Linked DNA regions of Homo sapiens: region 1 is linked to region 2. The links are chromatin contacts, found by Hi-C or POLR2A ChIA-PET in ENCODE. All regions are on one chromosome and are shown on one strand. Each heading gives the region's core, a stretch centred on a gene start or an enhancer-like site at or near the end of the contact. The rest is flanking DNA. Distances are from core to core; before and after follow the strand shown.

Region 1 (6,263 bases), core at 3,351-5,850, 88 kb after region 2:
TATTTTTGTTTACAGTTTCAAGACAGCAAGATTGTGTGTAAGTTGTATTTCTTTAATTTAATTTGCATTTAGCTGTGATAGAAAATGTAGATCCTGGCTGGGCACGGCAGCTCACGCTTATAATCCCAGCACTTTGGGAGGCAGAGGCAGGCGGGTCACTTGAGGTCAGCAGTTCAAGACCAGCCTGGCCAACACGGTGAAACCCCGTCTCTACTAAAAATACAAAAATTAGTGGGGCGTGGTGGCATGCGCCTGTAATCCCAGCTACTCGGGAGGCTGAAGCAGGAGAATCGCTTGAACCTGGGAGGCAGAGGTTGCAGTGAGCCAAGATAGAGCCATTGCCCTCCAGCCCGGGTGACAGAGTGAGACTCTGTCTCAAGAAAAAAAAAAAAAAGTAAATCCTAAGAGGAATCCCATAGGTTTAAAATCTACAAAAGCAATGAGACCTCTCTATAATGTTGGTAACGTGGAAGAAAGTAATTCCAACATTCAAGGCTAACCCTTAATATATTTTGGTTTACCTCTGGCTCCTGGTAGCTGTGTTTCTTGGCTATGCTATGATACTAATTCCATGTAATTTAAGCTGAGTTAGAAATCTTCGGTCCGTGGCAGAATTGAAGAGACTCTCACCTTAGCAGCCTGCGGCAGCTCTCCCCACAGCCAAAGCATTTCTGGGTTCTTCTGCCCTGTCCTTTCCGTGGACTTGCTGACCAATTCTGAATCACTTTTAGGTGTTGAAGGTCGGGAACCGGAAGGACTTAAGGAAAACACAAAGCGAAAATTAAGGTGGGAAAAGAAACTTTTGTAAATGTTTTGGGCCCAGCTCCATGGCTCAAATAGCCCAGAAAATGCACCCCCAGCTGTCGTTCGCTCTGAGCGGAGCCTCATGACAAATCCCTCCTCCGGCCACCAGGGGGCAGGGAAGCGCCTCCCATGGAAGGCGCTCCACGTGGGTCGCCCGCCCCACCCTGCCGCCTGGTGCACCGCGGGGGAGAGGAGAAAAAGAAGTGGCCCAGAATACAAAAGAAAGAGATGGAAAGAGAAAGGGAAAAATAGTCTGTTCTTACCTCAAAAAGACCACCCTTCCCCACCCCACTCTGCACTCGCATCTCCTGCAATCTGTTTCCAAATCAAGTTCCTCTGCTGTCAGAGGGCTGCAAAAGGGTCTTGGTTGGCTCGGGCAGGCACTCATTAGAGTCCATATTTTAAATATTTATCATCTGCACTGGCCTGGGAAACAGGGAAATTATATGATGTGCCAATTTTACCAAAGATGCTGGATGCCACAAATAAACTCGATAACGTTGGGCAGGAGCCTACAAGTTGAAATTTTCTAAGATCTTATGTCTTCCAGGAATACTTCACAAGGGACTCACCAACTGGTTAAGGCTCGCTCAGTAACCACCTCCATGTTTCCTGAATTTTTACTCTGAAGACCCAAACAAGGTCTTACTTCTGCCCAGCCAAAGTAACCATCCAAAAGTCATTAACTTATCCACAAGATCCTCACCATATTCTAAACAACTTAGAGAAATATTATTTACAGCAGCAATTCTTGTAATTATTTATTGCCGCATAATAACATGGTTAATTATTGCTTATTTTCCCACATCATTTCCTCTAGAGGAAGGCGGCAGGGTTTTTCAGACAAAGCAGGAAATAAAGCTTTCAGTTTCCCTTGCCGTCTTCTTTCCCAGACCTTATCTATTCTTCGGAAACTGATGCTTCTGGTCTCATTTACCTAGAGTTCAACTCCAATTGAATATAACTTTCCTGTCAATACAAGGTGAGTTCATGATGATACATAACTTGTATCCAACAAACAGGGACCTTGTGGGCTAAACTGATCCTGAATCTCTTTGATCAAGCTGCATAGAGCAGCCAGACCAAGTGCCATCTCTCTCATCTCACACCAAGGGGCAGAGGGTGGTCCCTGCTCCCTTGGTGCCCATGACTCCCAGCCCTTCTAATGACGTGCTGCCACGGGGCAGCCTGCACGCTCTCTTTCGCCTGCCTGGGGAGAGGAGGCTCCTGACATCACATTAGGAGAGCTTCTGCAATGGGACACCCTGCTCCCAACAGACACACATTTCTGCCCTTTAGGGAGCAGTCCTATAAGAAGGCACGTGGGCCCCCCCACGTCCATGTGGGAAAGGCTCCTGGCCTTTCAACCTCCTTGCTCTTCCAGTTCCACAACTGGACTTCTCCAAAGAGACAACGCTTTGGTGGCACTGAAGCGTCTACAGTCACGTGTTCGGTATCACTGCAATGGGAAAAGCGCAGGCTGTGGCCTCCAGCGAGGGGCCTCAGTACCTACAAGTGTGACCGCAATCCACTCTTTCTCCAGCATCATCATGGAATAAGTCCATCAAAACCAACTTCTCACCCTCAACGGTGCTGTTCCCAAACCTCAAAGTATCTAAAAAGCTCTTGCCATTCTGTTTCACCAGACAAAATAGAACATATTTGGCTATAAGTTCTTTGCAGCAATAAATTATCTCACTGTCACTAAATGAAATAAAGTCCTTTAGACAAAGCTTGCTCCGAACAGGGGTCGGCAAACATTTTCTGTAAAGAGCCCAGTGGCAGATATCTCGGGCTTTACGGGTTTTACGACGTCTGTCGCAACCACTCGCTGCTGTGGTGGTGTGAAAGCAGCCACAGCCAGTATGTAAACCAACTGCCTATGCCCGGGAAAGTCTGACAGAGGCAGATGGTGGACCAGATTTGACCCATGGGCCGTGCTTTACCAACCTCTGCTCTAGAAGAACGAAATGCGGAACACGGTTCTCCTGCAGCAATTCCCAACTCCAGAGTTCCTAACATTCTGGTCCCTTCATAAAAGCCACGAGCCACAAAACCCATAGAGGCACTCAGGCGTGCAACTCACGCATAAGGAGCCCAGCCCTACGAGAAAGTCTGCTGCAAGTCCCTCCCCAACAGCAAACAGGCCACCACCATAAATGCTGCCCGTTCAGGCCACAGCAACCCTTCTCCAAAGGTCTCGTGCACAAACACAGATGCGCTTTCTGCCGACCGTCACTGAGGGAATTCAGACAGACCAAAAAGGACGCAGGAATGGGGCCCACTGCCAAGTGGGATTTACCAGAAAGATGACTCCAAAGTGCTCCGTCATGAAATATTATTATTTTAAGATCAAGGGTTGTTCAAAAAAGTAAGCTTACAAGGTCAATGACTGATGTTCATAAACAAGGTATTTATTAGCCTTATCAAAGTTTTCAGTATTTTTGCCAGTCCCAATAAGGCTAGTTAGTTTTAACTATTAACAACTTTGTTTTCCTCATTTTAAACGGACTTTTCTTCTGCAAATGTAGCCTCTGAATGAAGTACATCCTGAGGTCTGGATCTTTAATCAAAAAGACAAAAGGTTTTCCACGTACAAATTAATCGTAGCTTCATTTGCTAAGGCTTACAAAGTAAACCATGTAAGTCCACAAAGTAGGTAGGTCAAAACTGAGGGAATGAAGGCAGAAATCTGAGATGACTACATCGAGTGAACACACCAACCTTTGATCCTCAGCCTGAGACCCAGCCCAGGCCATTCTCCAAGATTCTGTTCTAGAAATGCTGTGGAAAGTGTCTGACTCCATTATTCAGACAGCCCAATAAACTACTTAAATGTTTATAATAAATTAAAGTGGTATTCCAAAAATATCTTGTAAACTTATTTGTCAAACAACCCGAGACAGAAAACAGAAGATCATATTCCCAAGCTATATTTCATTATTCTCATTTTCAAAGCACTTCACAGAATTAGGTAAAATTATATGCTTAACCATAATTTCCAGAGAGTCAAATTTAGGAATTAAAAAAAAAAAAAAATCTGATCATCTACAAATGCTTATAACGAAAGGAAAAGAGTAATCTATATACATATTTTTCATAAGTAATTTGGTTAGTGAAATCGATTTGTAAAAGTTAAATCAAAATTTTCACTTCATATAATCTACAGGTATTTTCTTCATAAGTAATTTGGTTAATGGTAAAATAGACTTATAGTAAGAGTTAGATCAAATTTTTCATTATTGAATATATCCCAATGGGGAAAATAACTCCTCTACCTTTCCGAAGGATGGAACAGGGAAGACTGTGGAGGGCAAGAACTAGACAGACCTCCCTCGGCCGCAACTGCAAGATGAGGGGCAGTCCTTTTGCAATCTACCAGGCTACTGGATACCACCACGTGATACACATTAAAAGAAAGACAAAATCAGAGGTCAATTACATCAAGTGAGATTATATAAAGTATATGTAATATACTTTATATAAAGATTATATATAAGATTATATAAAGTATATATAATATACTTTAAAGACTATATATAAGATTATATAAAGTATATATAATATACTTTATATAAAGATTATATATAAGATTATATATAATTACAAAGTATATATACTTTATATAAAGATTATATATATTACGTAAAGTATTTGACTACTCTCAACAACGACATTTTTAAGAAAATAAAGAAACTCAGACATCTGATAATGGCAGAGCACCGGATATTGAAATTGCTAAGAAATCAGCATGAATTTTCTGAGACACAAAAGCAGGAAACTGCCAAATGACCTATTTCACTTTCTGTTTCACCCATGTGTAGAACTGATCATCTCTGGTCACACTTTCGTGCTTAATCAAACTACATAATCCAAAAATGTGCTCGTGTGTGCTGTCAATTGTCTCTTTACAGAAAATACCTAATTCCAAATGTGGAAATGTAGCTATTTATCCTAATTTGTCATTCCATTTGGTGATAGTCAGAGCTACATAACCTGACTCAGTCATTATGCTGCATTCATGAGGCAAAACATTACAGATGTTTTGAGCATTAAACACGCTCAGAGTTGTGTTTAAAGTGTTTCTTTTAAATCCTTAAAATTAACATACAGTGCTTGAACAGATTTTTTCATCTATTATTGGGTTCTAAATATTCTACATTATTTTCCTCCTAAACCACTATTTTTCCCTCCACTATTTTATCTCCACAGACCTAGAGAAAGAATGAGAATCTAGAAAGGTCTTATATCTGCACTGTCCAATATAATAAACCACCAGCTACAGGTGGCTCCTGAGCACTTGAAACGTGGCTTGTCCAAATTGGGATGTTCTGCGCATGTGAAATACATAATGGAGTTTATAAAGACTTGGTATGTAAACAGAAATGTGATGTATCTCATTAATAATTCTTTAAAATTGATTGCTTGTTGAAATGATATTTTGGAAATACTGTGGTCAAATGAAATATAGCTTTAAAATTAATTTCATCTTTTTTTTTTTTTTTTACTTTTTAAAAATAGGGCTACTGGAAATCTTAAAATTACATATGGAGCTAGTTATTACGTTTCTATTGAACAGGGCTAGGCTCTGACGCAGGAAGACCTCCATGCAGGGACTTTGTCACAGGCCTCAGCCTCAGCCTGCTGGACTAACCCGCGACATCAGTATTGGCTGGAAACCAGGCATGGGACATATCTATTTTCTCTCCAACCTCCATGTCAGCACACACTGGGGACTGCTGCTTGCTAATTCACAAGGTTACCCTGATCAAACTGGAACCAGGGGTGGCGTTTTGATAAGACCGGCTTCAGGTAGGAACCCAGAGTTTCTAAGGGCTGGCACCATGAACCAGAAGCGAATCTAAAGCATGAGGTATACGAATAACCCAAGGATGTCACTGGCATTTAGATCAGCGTTTCTCAGTCTCTTTTTCATTATCAACATGCCCCTGAGCATTCTGAGAAATTAATAGCCCAACTCCACCCACCATGAGATTTTAATGCTGTGGCCCCTTAGAGACCACAAACCATTATAACGTCTAAGATTTTGTCACCACCCAAGAATGAATTTTCATCCCAATGGGGGTTATATTATTTCCTGTGTTGAGAACACAGGATTTAGCTCTACCCTCTTCCCCAAGTCCTTTGAAAACTAGCCAGGGGGCTCACTATTCCCAGAGGTTTCACTGATGTAAACATCTCTGGGGTCATCAGGATGGCATCTGCACAGTGAGCAGCTCTAGTTCTCCAAGTTTTCCTCTAGGGCAACTTGTGAGTTCATTTCAGGGAAATAAATATTCTTGAATTCGGCAGAATGGATTAAGTGTGGCGGAGGCACCATTCTAATAGCCCTGAACGACCTCAGCAGCTCCTGAAGCAACGTCTGTTTTTGAATTTTACTTAGGGCTAAGTATCAAGAAAGGCTCTGCCACTGTGTTTTCTCCTATTAACAATTAGCA
Region 2 (5,747 bases), core at 1,989-4,488:
TACGAAAGCTACAATTCAAGATAAGATTTGGGTGGAGACACAGCCAAAGCATATCATGCCATTATAAGTGGCCAGAGAACTAATTCACTCTCTTTTCTCCACGTGAGTAACAATGAGAAGTCAGCAGTCCACAACCCAGAAGAGGGCCCTCATCAGAACCCAACTGTGCTGGCGCTTTGATCTCAGACTTTCATCCTCTAGAACTGTGAGAAGTGCACTTTTGTTGAAACCACCCTGTCTATGGTACTTTGTTACAGCAGCCCAAATGGACTAAGACATATCCTACTTCTGCCATTGACTTGGAATATGACATAGGGTGTTTTTCCTATTCCAACTTAATAGGAACTTATTTCCTTAGTGGTGGTCTCTGGGGTCTGAGTCAATTGCCACAGAGCCAGAGAAGAATTGAATGCAGAAGTATTTGAGATCTAAGCTTAAAGCCCAGTCTCCTCCTCTGGATGTTCACATAGTCATGCCCATCTGCTTCTCCTGCCACTCACAGCCCACTCCACCCTATTTGCTCAGCACTCCAGCCAAACGAAACAGCTGGCTATTCTCAGGCAGGAGGCACGACGATTGTACCTTACTTATGCCATCGCCTCTGCTTGGGACACCCTTTTGCACAGTCAGACTCCTACACAGAGCTTCAAGACTTGCCCTGGGAAGACTCTTCTGACCCCTCAGATAAAATAAGTATCTCTTTCTCTCGTGTTCCCACGACCTATTTATCTTAGGTCAGGTTTTCTAGAAGCAAAGGCTAAGACAGGGATCCTTGTGCAAGTGATTTATTAAGGGAGTTCTCCTGGGAGAACCCTTAAGGAGAGGGAAGCAGAATAGGCCAGTGGGAAAAGCCAAGCAAAGATGCAGGCTCAGCTGAAGTCCACGTGGAGGCCGAACAAACCCTCAGAGTCGGCCCACCTGAGGCAAGTTGTGTCTGGCCTTCTGTGCCCCCTGCTATCAGTCAACCACAGCTGGAAGCCATCCCCAGACAAAGGACATGACCTTCCAGGCATTTCCAAAGCAGCACCCGTTACCCAAGACGATTCAAAGGGAAGGGCGCAGCTGTAGGCCGGGTGAGCCATCAGGTAAAAGGGCGCTGGGGGCACCGGCACTGTCACTTATCATCCGCCCCTCACACCTGCGCTTCACAGGCAGTTCACTCCATTAAGCACAGCGTGTTCTGGATTCTGGTTGATCACAATTTCTGGAGAAACATAAAAGAGCAAGGATGTTAGGATGAACTGCCGCCTCCACTGCTGAGTGGGTCCCAAGTTTGTCTCCGAAACTCACCATTTCCCTTTTCCACCAGCGATACAACATTTCCCTCCCCAGCAGCTGGGAGGTCTGCTGAGCTATGTGGATTTTCCTGAGGGAGATGGTACCCAGATCTTCACCTGGGGCAGCGGGGTGCAGGGAGGGTCTAGCCCCCGGGTTTCTTGTTCTTATTAGGCCATAGCTGCGGAACCTTTCCATTTCCTCTTAGAATTGAGTGTGGGAGTGCCGGGGGTGCCCAAGGGATCACCTGATGCCCAACACATTTCCTCCTGCCCCCACTGTGAAGCATTATGAAAGCAGCAGCTCACTGTTTCCTCGTGATGAGCACGGTTCATTACTCTTTTTTGTTTGTTTCTTTCTTTCTTTTTGAGACAGAGTCTTACTCTGTCACCCAGGCTGGAATGCAATGGCGCAATCTTGGCTCACTGCAACCTCCATCTCCCAGGTTCAAGCAATTCTCCTGCCTCAGCCTCCCGAGTAGCTGGGAATACAGGTACCCACCACCACGCCCAGCTAACTTTTTAGTAGAGACGAGGTTTCACTATGTTGGCCAGGCTGGTCTCAAACTCCTGACCTCAGGTGATCCACCTGCCTCGGCCTCCCAAAGTGCTAGGATTGCAGGCATGAGCTACCATACCTGGCTGGGTTCATTACTCCTACCGAGGTAGTAACTCCTTTCCTTGCCCAGTGATCTATTGGCACATGAACCCAAAATGACCGGGCAGCAACTGCAGCTTTACGTTTAGTGGGCTCTTTACTGTATTCCCTGATGGTATTAATAATTATTTCCCCTCCGGGCACCAAGAGCTTTAGATCCTCAGAGCCTAAAATTGCAGAGACAGACACAAATCCCCACGTGATTGCTCGGGGTGATGGGGAGCAGAGCCACTGCTGCTTCCATTTCGGGGTTCCTGGACCCACCCCTTCCATCTATTCTGCAGCAGGGCTCACTCCAGGGACTACACCTGCTCTGTCTTCTCACTCCCCTTTGCGCAGACTTTGAGAGCAGGGTTCATTTGTATTGCTCTGTGTACATACACTCACTCCCACTGCCCTGCATCAGTAAGGCCACTGATGGAGGAGAAAGGTGCTTTCACATGCCACATATGCCACACCTCTGAGTGGTATGGCTCATTTTCCTCAAGCAAAATATCAGGACCATGGTCCTAATACCTAACACCAGGATGATGGGTCAGGATGTTAAATTGGAGCCAACTCAGGATATCTACAAAAGCAAAATGGCTACTCAATTTGGGTAAAGAGCTGGCAAAGTTAAAAAATATCATAAGCAGTCTATATGTGGTCAGGAAGAAGGGGGACACCGAAGACCAGGATATATAAAGGCTCTGATCCTGGCGGAAATTCAACTTTGGAAATTAGGCTCATTTCTCTGCCAGGCCAGGCTCCCCTTATTTGGAAATCAGGGCAGCGAGATTGTCACCTGGGGTCACAGCAATGCACCAGGTCTCTGTCCCAAGGACCACAGTCTGTCCAGGCTCTGGGAGTGGAGGATGGGCTGGGCAGGGTGTGTGTATGGAATGTGCTAGACAATGGCCAGCTCCCTGGCCACAGCCAACCCTGAATATCCTGCCTTGGCCAGAAGGGTCCTGGAGAGGAAGCAGACACCGAACAATTGGGAAAGGTCTAAAAACCGCAGGAGTCGGCTGAATACAGCCAAGAGGCTGCCCAGTGATGCAATTCATGGGAGACAAAAAAAAAGAAAGAAAGAAAAGGAAAAAAAAAAAAAAAAGAAAGAAAAAAGAGCCCTCCAATCCTACCCAGGAGCATTCATCATTCAGCGTGACCTTCCAGGAATCTGCTGACAGACACAAAGTGTTTTGTGTAACTTTCTGCCTGGGACCTGGAATGACTGACGTGTCCCAGAGAAGGGGCGGAAGGGAGCTGGATGGTGGGGAGACTGGGGGAGGCGGGCAGCCTCGGTTCCCTGCAGGGGATTGTTGGGCACCATCTGCTGGTGGCAAGGGGAACGACACCCCACCTCTGACCCAACAAAGGAAAGCAATGTCTTGGGAAGCAAGTACTGAGGGAGGGCGTCGGGGAGAGGAACACAAACACACTTCTCACCTGCTGAGCCAGAGGCTTCCACAGGTACCTTCTGGTTAGGAAAGAGTTGCTATGCCCATCTTACAGATGGGAAACTGAGGTTCAGGGAGGTGATTAATTTCACCAAGGGTAAGAATGGACGAATTTGTTGCCATTGAATAACCATTCCTTGTTCTGAACTCATTCACAGAGGCTGGAATAGTTCCTGGAACATAAATGCTGGCTGAGTGAATGGCTGAATATGGCTTGAGAAGTAACTTGTGTTTTTGTACTATGCCTGTCTGAACCCAACAAAATAGGAAAAAGTCAATGCAAACCGAGAGTGGTGGCTGCGATTGCAGATGGCTCTCCGGAAACGCCCAGTGCATGACATCCTCCCCGCCTCCTGTTTCATCTGACAAGATTACAAACTACTTCAAAGCCTAGGGTAGGTTTTACTCCTTGTTGACCTCAACCTAGCATTTAGCTGTCCTGGAGGGGCCACAGAAGGAAGAAAGACGATGGAGCTGCATAGGCAGGCACCAGATTTCAAAGAGTCTCAAACCGGTGCAAGGTGACAGGTGACAGGCTACCACTGAAGTTCTGAAGAACCCTTTGCTATTGTGACAGCTTTTCGCCAGCCACCCAGTTGTTTCATGTCTCAGTGGAGGACCCTTATCTTCTCAAAGGTCTAGTGATATTCAGGTACATCAAGCCTTTTCATGCTGAATTCTACCAACATGTCCATCCATCCCGTCCTAATCCCACCCCCCGACACACACACACACACACACACACACACACACATCCTTCCCCCAAACACAGAAACATACCTACACACCAACACTCCTACACACAGGCAAAAACTTCACCAGTCATCAACTGTTACACAGTAAACATCAACATCTCTAAACGCTGAGATAGGTAACATCTTTGAATCCTTGCAATTAATTCCTCCATTATCCATTATTCCTCCATTCTCTCTGACTGGGATGAACATCGCCCTCGGGCAAACTCCCGTTCAACCGTCAAGGCCTATATCCAACATCACCCCACTCTTTGAAACCTTTCCCTACCCCATCACCATTTAGTGTTCCCTTCTCTGACTACCCGGGGAATATGTTTGGAGTTGACAATAACACTTAAAGCATTGTCTTCATGTGTGCATGCTGTTGATGTAAGTAGTAAGAGTTCATTGAATGAATAAATGAACAAATGAACACAGTTTCTTAAAATCCTCTAAGAAAAAGAAAAGGAATTGAGCCAGCTGGAAAGGGAACCTGGCCATCACCAGCCGCTGCAATTCTAGCTTTGGACCCAGGCAGCTCTCAGCCCCTTGGCCTGACCTGGCACCTTTCCACAGATGTGACTGACTGCCCTTCTCAATGTGGGAGGGAAAAGGGAGGCCCCTAACTAATGGAGGGAAATGCACAACTAGTCATCGAGAAAAATTACCTTCAAAAAACAGCAGCATGTCAGAAGCTTTGAGAGCTGAAAGTTTCAACATCCAGCAAATCTCCCCAGACACTTTTAGGCCAGCATTGAACACTCATTTCTTGTTCTCAGGCTCTGACCTGTCTTGGTATTTACCTAGAAAAGATGACTTCCAGACTGCCTGAGAGACATGCACCGTGACTATTGATTAAATGAATGATTTTTAGATGAGAGCATGAAAATAGCCAAAAACCAGTAGTCAATCCACTCATCCAAGATTTTCAGCCTTGTCCCGAGCCCCTAAGTTCTGGATTGGAATGATCCCTCCAGGAAGAAGAAGGACACCAACATTTACTGAGCATCTACTATGCCTCTGCCACTGTAGCTGCACAGCTCGGCTTCAGGGTAGATGTTATCCTTTCCTGACAGATTAGGAAAGAAGCTCAGAGAGGTGAAGTAATGTGCCCAAGGGTACTCAGCTTGTCTGTGGGGCAGCAGGGCTCACTCCGAGGGCATCGAGGCCAGTGCCCTGCCCACTCCACAGCCTCTCCCTGCACACTGAGGGGGCTAGAGACCAGGTAGGAGAGACTACTCACTTCCTTGGGTTATTTTTCTCTAAATTACCCCTTCTCGACTCCTCATCCCATGTGGGAATGATATCAACTCTGAAAAGGGTTTGAGAGAAACTTCTATCTACTGAGAGAGAAACAGCAGAAAGGACAGCAGAACTGGAACCCATTGTTATTCATTCAACAGGCACGTGTGCTGCAAGCCCACTGTGGGCCAGGTGTGGACCGGTGGAGAGTTGATGCAAGGCCTGCCTCCAGCGGGGCTCTGCCCATCCCATCCTTGGCACAGCATGGGAGAACCAACACAGCCCACTCCTTAACTGGGGAACATAATACTAACTAAGCTTGCAACTAGACATGCCACCAGATTTAAGTAGAGCTTGGCAAAGGCAGAAAAGCCAGAAGATCGTATCTTGCTGGCTGTGA

The links. Hi-C counts contacts between places; a loop is a spot of excess contacts on that map. ChIA-PET counts read pairs that join two places held with the same protein, here RNA polymerase II (POLR2A). Pooled maps may share reads with other maps.
Region 1: a pooled map shows a loop between it and region 2 (2.5-fold over the local background). The contact joins two enhancer-like sites. A Hi-C loop is called at or near these places in 1 of 168 maps with a recorded cell type or tissue (endothelial cell of hepatic sinusoid) and 2 of 50 pooled maps. POLR2A ChIA-PET finds 5 or more read pairs at or near these places in 3 of 52 experiments (BJ, CD4-positive, alpha-beta T cell and H1).

Annotation. Positions count from the first base shown.
Region 1 is chr2:11,774,013-11,780,275 of GRCh38, reverse strand. It overlaps LPIN1 (lipin 1), which reads right to left. Exons shown (of 21, transcript NM_001349206.2): 6 at 4,083-4,190; 7 at 631-757. Among named protein-coding and RNA genes, the nearest start is that of MIR548S, 9.7 kb to the right of the region's middle. RefSeq lists an enhancer at 149-1,348. Within about 2 kb of position 4,600, at least 7 of the 41 ENCODE cell types and tissues checked have a DNase peak (open chromatin) inside an H3K27ac peak, as active enhancers do.
Region 2 is chr2:11,861,307-11,867,053 of GRCh38, reverse strand. It overlaps LOC105373430 (a long non-coding RNA gene), which reads right to left. Exons shown (of 5, transcript XR_922803.3): 5 at 770-1,204. Among named protein-coding and RNA genes, the nearest start is that of MIR4262, 27 kb to the right of the region's middle. RefSeq lists a silencer at 3,202-3,251 and an enhancer at 3,522-3,571. Within about 2 kb of position 3,238, at least 11 of the 41 ENCODE cell types and tissues checked have a DNase peak (open chromatin) inside an H3K27ac peak, as active enhancers do.